2 separate regions of the Homo sapiens genome follow, and region 2 is linked to region 1. Evidence: chromatin contacts called from ENCODE Hi-C or POLR2A ChIA-PET data. All regions are on one chromosome and are shown on one strand. The core of a region is the stretch at or near the end of the contact, and the rest is flanking DNA. Distances in the headings are between cores, read along the strand shown. Region 1 holds the start of INO80E (INO80 complex subunit E). Region 2 holds the start of PHKG2 (phosphorylase kinase catalytic subunit gamma 2).

The links. A loop is a pair of places that touch in the nucleus more often than their neighbours do. ChIA-PET counts read pairs that join two places held with the same protein, here RNA polymerase II (POLR2A). Pooled maps may share reads with other maps.
Region 2: a pooled map shows a loop between it and region 1 (6-fold over the local background). The contact joins the promoter of PHKG2 here to the promoter of INO80E in region 1. A Hi-C loop is called at or near these places in 1 of 168 maps with a recorded cell type or tissue (CD14-positive monocyte) and 5 of 50 pooled maps. POLR2A ChIA-PET finds 5 or more read pairs at or near these places in 1 of 52 experiments (activated B cell).

Annotation. Positions count from the first base shown.
Region 1 is chr16:29,994,888-29,998,510 of GRCh38, reverse strand. INO80E (INO80 complex subunit E) reads right to left here and starts at 2,270. Exons shown (of 7, transcript NM_173618.3): 1 at 2,120-2,270; 2 at 1,894-1,964; 3 at 1,651-1,703. The coding sequence starts at 2,200. It overlaps HIRIP3 (HIRA interacting protein 3), which reads left to right and starts at 2,894. Exons shown (of 7, transcript NM_003609.5): 1 at 2,894-2,970; 2 at 3,048-3,168; 3 at 3,294-3,408. The coding sequence starts at 2,906. RefSeq lists enhancers at 2,187-2,316, 2,377-2,546.
Region 2 is chr16:30,746,873-30,750,557 of GRCh38, reverse strand. PHKG2 (phosphorylase kinase catalytic subunit gamma 2) reads right to left here and starts at 2,133. Exons shown (of 10, transcript NM_000294.3): 1 at 2,068-2,133; 2 at 1,643-1,755. The coding sequence starts at 1,737. RefSeq lists silencers at 1,907-2,046, 2,087-2,386.

The DNA.
Region 1 (3,623 bases), core at 1,021-3,520:
TTGTTTAACATGTGGGGCCCTGGTTATGATGTAAAATATAGTTAACTGCAGACAATATTCAAATAAAAGGACGAAAACAGTGTTCTCTCTCTTTCATGCCTCTGCTCTTCAACCAAGCCTGACCTGTTCTTACCTCAGGGTAGCTGCATTTATATTATTCTGCCGGGACAGCTCTAGCCCACTTCTTCACAAGATTGGTTTTTGTTTTTTTTTTTTTTTTGAGATGGAGTCTGGCTCTGTTGCCCAGGCTGGACTGCAGTAGTGCAATCTCAGCTCACTGCAAGCTCCACCTCCCAGGTTCACGCCATTCTTCTGCCTCAGCCTCCCGAGTAACTGGGACTACAGGTGCCCACCAACATCCCCGGCTAACTTTTTGTATTTTTAGTAGAGACAGGGTTTCACTGTGTTAGCCAGGATGGGGTTTCTTTCTTTTGAGACAGTCTTGCTCTGTCACCCAGGCTGGAGCACAGCGGTGCTATCATGGCTCACTGCAGCCTTGACCTTTCAGGCAAGGGATCCTCCTGGTTCTGCCTCCCAAGTAGCTGGGACCACATGTATACACCACTATACATGGCTAATTTTTTTTTAATTGAGATGGGGTCTCACTATGTTGCCCAGGATGGAAGGCTGGTTTCTTCTCTGGTCCCAACTCAAATGTCACTCTGTGAAAGGCCTTTCTTGAGTACTCCATTCAGAGGTTGCCTGCTGCCTGCTTGTGTGGTCTGCAAGCTAAGAAGGGCGTTTTTTTTTTTTTTTGAGACGGAGTCTCGCCCTGTCACCCAGGCTGGAATGCAGTGGCAGCGATCTCGGCTCACTGCAACCTCTGCCTCCAGGGTTCAAATGATTCTCCTGCCTCAGCCTCCCCAGTAGCTGGGATTACAGGTGCACGCCACCACACCCGACTAATTTTTGTATCTTTAGTAGAGACGAGGTTTCACCATGTTGGTCAGGCTGGTCTTGAACTCCCGACCTTGTGATCCGCCCACCTCGGCCTCCCAAAGTGTTGGGATTACAGGCGTGGGCCACTGCACCTGGCCAAGAATGGCTTTTAAGCTTTTAAACGGTTGGAAAAAAAAAAAACTAAAGAAAAATTTTTCATATGGAAAAATATGAAATTCAAATTTCAGTGCCTATAAAGTTTTATAGAAACATAGCCATACTCATGTATTTGCCTATGGGGTACGGCTGCTACTACAATGGCAGAGTTCAGTAGGTGCTTCAAAGATTGTATGTTGCAAAAAGCTTACTTACCATCTGGCCCTTTGCAGAAACAATTCATCAACCCCTGTTCTACTATAATCATTACCGCATAACTGTTTTCATTACCTTCAAGTCCTTCCTATGACCTAAAATTCTAGTCTATTGTCTTCATTTACTTATTCTTCCCAACTAGAATATAAATTACAAGAGGCCAAGGGCTTTGCCTATCTCTGCCTCTGCTGTATCCCCTGTGCCAAGCACAGTGCCTGAAACACAATAGGTGCTCAGTAAGTGCCTGAATGAAAGAACGGTGGAGGTGGAAGGCAAGCAACTAGGCTTAAGGACCACTGGGGGCTGCATCAGCCACCACTGCCTAAAAGGCGGGGGCCCAGGAAGCTTGCTAAGTACCAGGAACCATGCTCTCCACCAATTTTTGAAGACCTTGCTCACCCGAAGAGTCTTCATCCACGTTCTCGTACTGCAGAAGTCGGTCTAGGAGGAAACTGAGGGGAGGGAAGGAGACACGGACAGTGATTTTCCAGCGCAGCAATGTCCTCCTGGGTACCTGTCCCTCCCAGCTGGCCCATCGGATACTTGAAAGAGCCCATGCACTTGTGGCCCTACTCGGGGATGGGGTCCGAATGTAGATTTCCTAGGAAGCACATCGCCCTCCGCCCCTGCAACGTGCCTCACCTCTTGTCCCGGGACACCTTCAGTAATTTCCTTTGCGCTTTCCTCAGCTCCTCCTGGAAGCACTCGTGCTCCTGTATCACGGGCAAGGGGTGCGCTGGGCCAACGGTCCTCCGTGAAGGGCCCCGGAACCAGCGGCCGCTCGCCCCACCCACTTTACACCTGGGTAAACTGAGATCTTGTCCGCGCCAGGCCTCATCCCCCACAGCCTTCCCGCGGCAGCACTCACGTAGATGAGGAACTTGAGCTTCCGCTTCAGATTCCGGTATTTTTTTTTGTAGTCCACTTCGCCGTCCGCCGGCCCGTTCATGACCGGCCCGGGAGTGGCGCCCAGAGTCTGCCCTCCCGCTACCCCAAGCAGTGGCTGCCGTGCCGCTCCCGCCTCCACTTCCGGAGACGCTGCAAGGCTGTGCCGTCAGGACTACAACTCCCGGCGTACCCCGCGCTCAGGGGCGTCACCGCACGGGCCGACCTCCCGGGGGACACTGGGACAGGAGCGCGGCAGCCACTGCGCTGGGGATGGCGTAGCAGCGACGCGGTGACGCCACAAAAATGGCGGACGCTGGAAAGCGCCGTTCCTGACTCTAATGTACTTAGACACTTGAAGCCACAAAAGGATTTATCCCCGAGGTTCCTCATCTGCTCGCGAGGATGCCTTTTCTCTTCTGCCTTGCGAAATAACAGCAGCCTAGCTGTTGCCCGTGACCAGTGAGAAAGGCAGCGTCGCGGGCTGATTAGGTTTCACCCAAAGGGTGCCGGCGCCGAATTGGTTTCTAACGAGAACTTTTAAAATGATCCGTTCCAAAAAAGGGTAGGAGCCGCGAGACCCTCCAACTGCCCAGAGAAAACAAGTCTCGTCTGGCAAAGTTCTCGGCCCACGCGGTCCGCGGCCAAGGGCCAACGGTCCCTCGCCCCACGTTGCCGCAGCACTGCGCGTGCGCGAGCCGCTGTCAAACGCGCTGACGGAGGCCGAGAAGAAAAAAAGGCGGGAGCCGTCAATCCCGGGTTGAGCAAAATGGCGCGGGAGAAGGAGATGCAGGAGTTCACCCGTAGCTTCTTCCGAGGCCGCCCGGACCTCAGGTGCCCAGGGGGTTGGAGATGGGGTTGGAAAGGGCGCGGGTGGGTCGGGACTCCGTCCTGACACCATGTCCCTGCAGCACGCTTACGCATTCCATCGTGCGGCGGAGGTACTTAGCTCACTCGGGCCGCAGCCACCTGGAGCCCGAGGAGAAGCAGGCACTGAAGCGGCTGGTGGAGGAGGAGCTGCTGAAGATGCAGGTGTGCCGGGCCGGAGCCTGGGCCGCGGGAGGCGGAGGCGGGGCTTGCTGCTGAGGAGGAGGGGCCTGACGGGGCGCGGTGAGCGCAGCCTTGGTGCATAGTTTGCCCTCTTGGCGCACACACAGGTGGATGAAGCCGCTTCCAGGGAAGACAAACTGGACCTTACCAAGAAGGGCAAGAGGCCTCCCACCCCTTGTAGCGACCCGGAGAGAAAAAGGTTCCGCTTCAATTCAGAGTCGGGTTAGTGCTTCCTCCCTGCTGTGGGGGCCTTCTGCATCGTTGGTTCACTCAAGAAGCATTCACTGCGCATCTCTTATGTCCCCAGGCGTTAGATGAGGGAGCAAGGCTAGTGAGTCAGGAACCGGGAACAGCAAGTACAGATAGCTGTTTCCTGCTGCCCCTCCAACTGTCAGGGCAGGGCTCGAGGCAACCTATCCGAAGTGAAGGGAGAAGGG
Region 2 (3,685 bases), core at 884-3,383, 750 kb before region 1:
ATCCTGAAGGGATGTTGAAGGGCATTCATGAGGCACACACAAAGTCCTAGACAAGGATTTCCTTGCTCAGGCTATCACCAACTCCATATGACCCTACACATTCCTCAGACTAAGGAGCAAATCCCTCCAGGATCCAGCCTCAAATCCTGTTTCTTATCCTGGTTCCCTGGCTGCCCTTCGCAGAGCCTTACTGTTATGCTCTCTGGGGCCTCCTTGGCCTCACATAACTCACTTGGGAATTCGGCCACCCACATCTAGTTAAATCAAGGGATGTAAACTATTGATCCACAGGCCAAACACAGCCCTCAGATGTGTTACGTTTTGGCCGGTGCAATTTTTTTTTTATTTTTTTACACAAATCTGAATTCATACATCATAGGTGGGGCAAAACCCTCCACCTTCCACAACACTTCCTACTCTCTTACTCTTGGCCACTTCACAGTTTCAATTTCCTGCGCAACCACTAAGGGCATCTGAGTTTGAGGCCATGTTTTAATTATGACCCAGCTTTAATGAGCCTCTTTGAGAATCTGATGAAAGCTGGAGACATCTACCACACGCATACATTTTTGCGATTTTAAAGACCCCCCCCTGAACTCCTACTCATACCTCAAGACCCAGCCCAAAGGTGACTCCTCCTGAGAAGGTGTGCTTTTCTGGAATCCCATAGCACTTGATACAGACCTCTACCTATCTAGCCTGATGCCTTTTTAACGTTCACGTGCCAATTTCAGTCACTTCGGGTGGAGTACCTCCAGGGCATACGCATCTTTTCTGCCCTCCCCGTGTTGAGCTTTGTGTTGAAGGCATAAATGAATGAATCCGTGAAAAAATGGGGTTGACCCAAGGTAAGAGTCTAGTCACTAGGTGTTCTCCACTGATCACTGATTCTTCCCATTTAGAACTATTCAGTCAACCAGGCGCGGTGGCTCACGCCTGTAATCCCAGCACTTTGGGAGGCTGAGGCGGGCAGATCACGAGATCAGGAGTTCAAGACCAGCGTGGCCAATATGGTGAAACGCCCGCCTCTACTAAAAATATAAATTAGCCGGCGTGGTGGCGCGCGCCTGTAATCCCAGCTACTCGGGAGGCTGAGGCAGGAGAATCACTTGAACCCAGGAGGCAGAGGTTGTAGTGAGCCGAGATCGCGCCACTGCATTCCGGCCTGGGCGACAGAGCGAGACTCCGTCTCAAAAACAAACAAACAAACAAACAAAACCAACTATCCAGTCTTCTCCTGAGAAAACCTGAACTTGAAAGACACACACACACACACAGACACACACACCACCACCACCAGCACCACCAGCACCAGCACCACCACCACCGAAAGACACACACACACACACACACCACCACCAGCACCACCACCAGCACCACCACCAGCACCACCACCACCAGCACCACCACCAGCACCAGCACCACCACCACCAGCACCAGCACCACCAGCAGCAGCAGCAGCAGCAGCACCACCACCACCACCACCACCACCACCACCACCACCACCACCACCACCACCACCACCACCACCACCACCACCACCACCACCACCACCACCCGCGAACTCTCCAGCCTTCAAACGGAAGCGGGAATGCTGGGGCTCGACCTCTTTGGACCTCCGTTTCCCTGGCCGCGGCCTTACCTGCCGATGACGTCCTTAGGGTCGTACTTCTGGTAAAACTCTTTGGCGGCGGCCCAGTCGGGCAGCTCATCCTCCGGCCCCACGTCCAGCGTCATCCTGAAGGAGGCGGGGGCCTGCGCGGAGGAGGAGGGCAGTGAGGGCAGGGAGGCCCACAGGCTCTGAGACGACCCGCATGGCGGCTCCCGGGGGCGCAGCCCTTGCAGCTGGGGCGCCAGGGTCCTGGGGGGTGGGGGGGGGTGGGGGAAGGACCCGGACTGGGGAGACCCCGCAGAAGAGCCTGGGGGCGGGAGGATGGCAGGGCAGGGAGGGGAGTGGGGAGATGTGCCCAGGAGGCAGGGGGAAGGGGCGCAAGGGCAGGCGGCTGTTGCCGCGCAGGCGCATTCGGGCGGGCGCAGGAAGGGGACGGGGGTCTAGCGCAGGCTCACCTGAGGGGGCAGGCAGAGGAGCCAGGGTCGACGCGAGCTGCGCTGTCGCCGGGTTTGCCTGCAGTCGCTCACCTTAACCCCCGGCGGCGGGCGACAACCCAAGGCTCCGCCTCCATCCTGCCCGCCAATGGTCAGCGCCGCCCGAAGACTGAGGCTCAGAAGCCCTTCCAATTGGAAACCGGCCGCCCAATTGGGGCTGGGGCGTGAGTCGGCGCTCGGCTGGACCTAAGGCTGCAACGCGACGCCGGGGCGCGGCTTCAGACGCGGCCAATCACCGAGTGGCATCTGCGGGACAGCAGAGGGCGGAGCTTGTTGTCACGTGGGCTTGGAGGCCTGGAATGGGACCCGGAAGTTGGGTTTACTGGGAAACGTGATCTCTGGGTGGCGGGGAAGCAGGACCTTCCCGCGCCTCTAGTTCCCAGACTTGAGCAGGGTTCCCTCGGTCTCCTCCAAGCATCCCTAACTGAATTCAGCATTTTCTCTTTTTTCAGACAGGGTCTCGCTCTGTAGCCCACGCTGAGGCTGCAGTGTAGTGGCGCGATCATAGCTCACTGCAGCCTTGAACTTCGGGGCTCAAGCGATCCTCCCGCCTCAGCCTCCCAAAATGCTGGGATTACAGGCTTGAGCCACAACGCCCAGCAAGCTCTTTTCAATATTAGCAGCCTGGCCCAAAGCGCCTGTCCTGAGTACACTCCAGCCCTTAAAACATTTGGACACACGCAGCTTGGACTCCAGCTTGGCCTCTTAGTTCGGACTTAAAATGCCAGAGGAAGCCTTTTCTGTGTCCGCTTCAACTCCTCCTAAATACATCCAAAGCCCTAGCGTTTACTATCTGGGATTTACACACTTTCTCAATCTTCCACCCTCTCCCAAAAGCCTTGTATCACACTCTGTTCTAAACCCACCAGGTTGTTAGATTCTGCCAGGAGTGACTCAGTGCATAGCTCAAACCTGGCATTCACTAACAAATTTTTATGACCGTCTAAGACCTAGGAACTAGACTGAGAGCAATGAAACAACACACACACCCCTACCCTGTGGAGGTTATGTTCCAGCCAAAGAGGAAAAGAATTAACTTATCTCCCTACAGCTATCTTAGAAATGACACTTTGGGATTACAATTATGAGGGAAGAAAAATGAATTCAGGTAACTTTTTATAGAGTACTATGACTCTATACCATCAATCTAAAGGCAAAATTGCAAAAAATCTTGAACTTTACTTAGATTTGTTGTTTGGTAATATAACAGGATAATAATTCTGAAGCTGAGTAATCAATATATTGATGTGACTGGAAGCCAAGGTTCTTAACTGTGGGAATCTGGAATCTGGAATCTGGAATGGGGAAAGTGGAGAAAGAACCCTATGATTGACTGGAATTTTTAAAAAGATTTTTAAAAGATGTAAAGTAGATAACATTAACTATTTACTGGCTCTTACCTCTGCTTTCAGAATGCCCTAAGCAGTAACTTCCCAGTAGAACGCCTAGTGTCTAGATGCTGATTTCTCAATAACAGTACCCAATAAAAGGAACTAAGTCTTTTCAGGAGAAATGGCCAATTTCTAGGCTTCAGCAGGGAAAGTACAAGGTGAGTCTGGAGTGATTTGTGCCAGACATT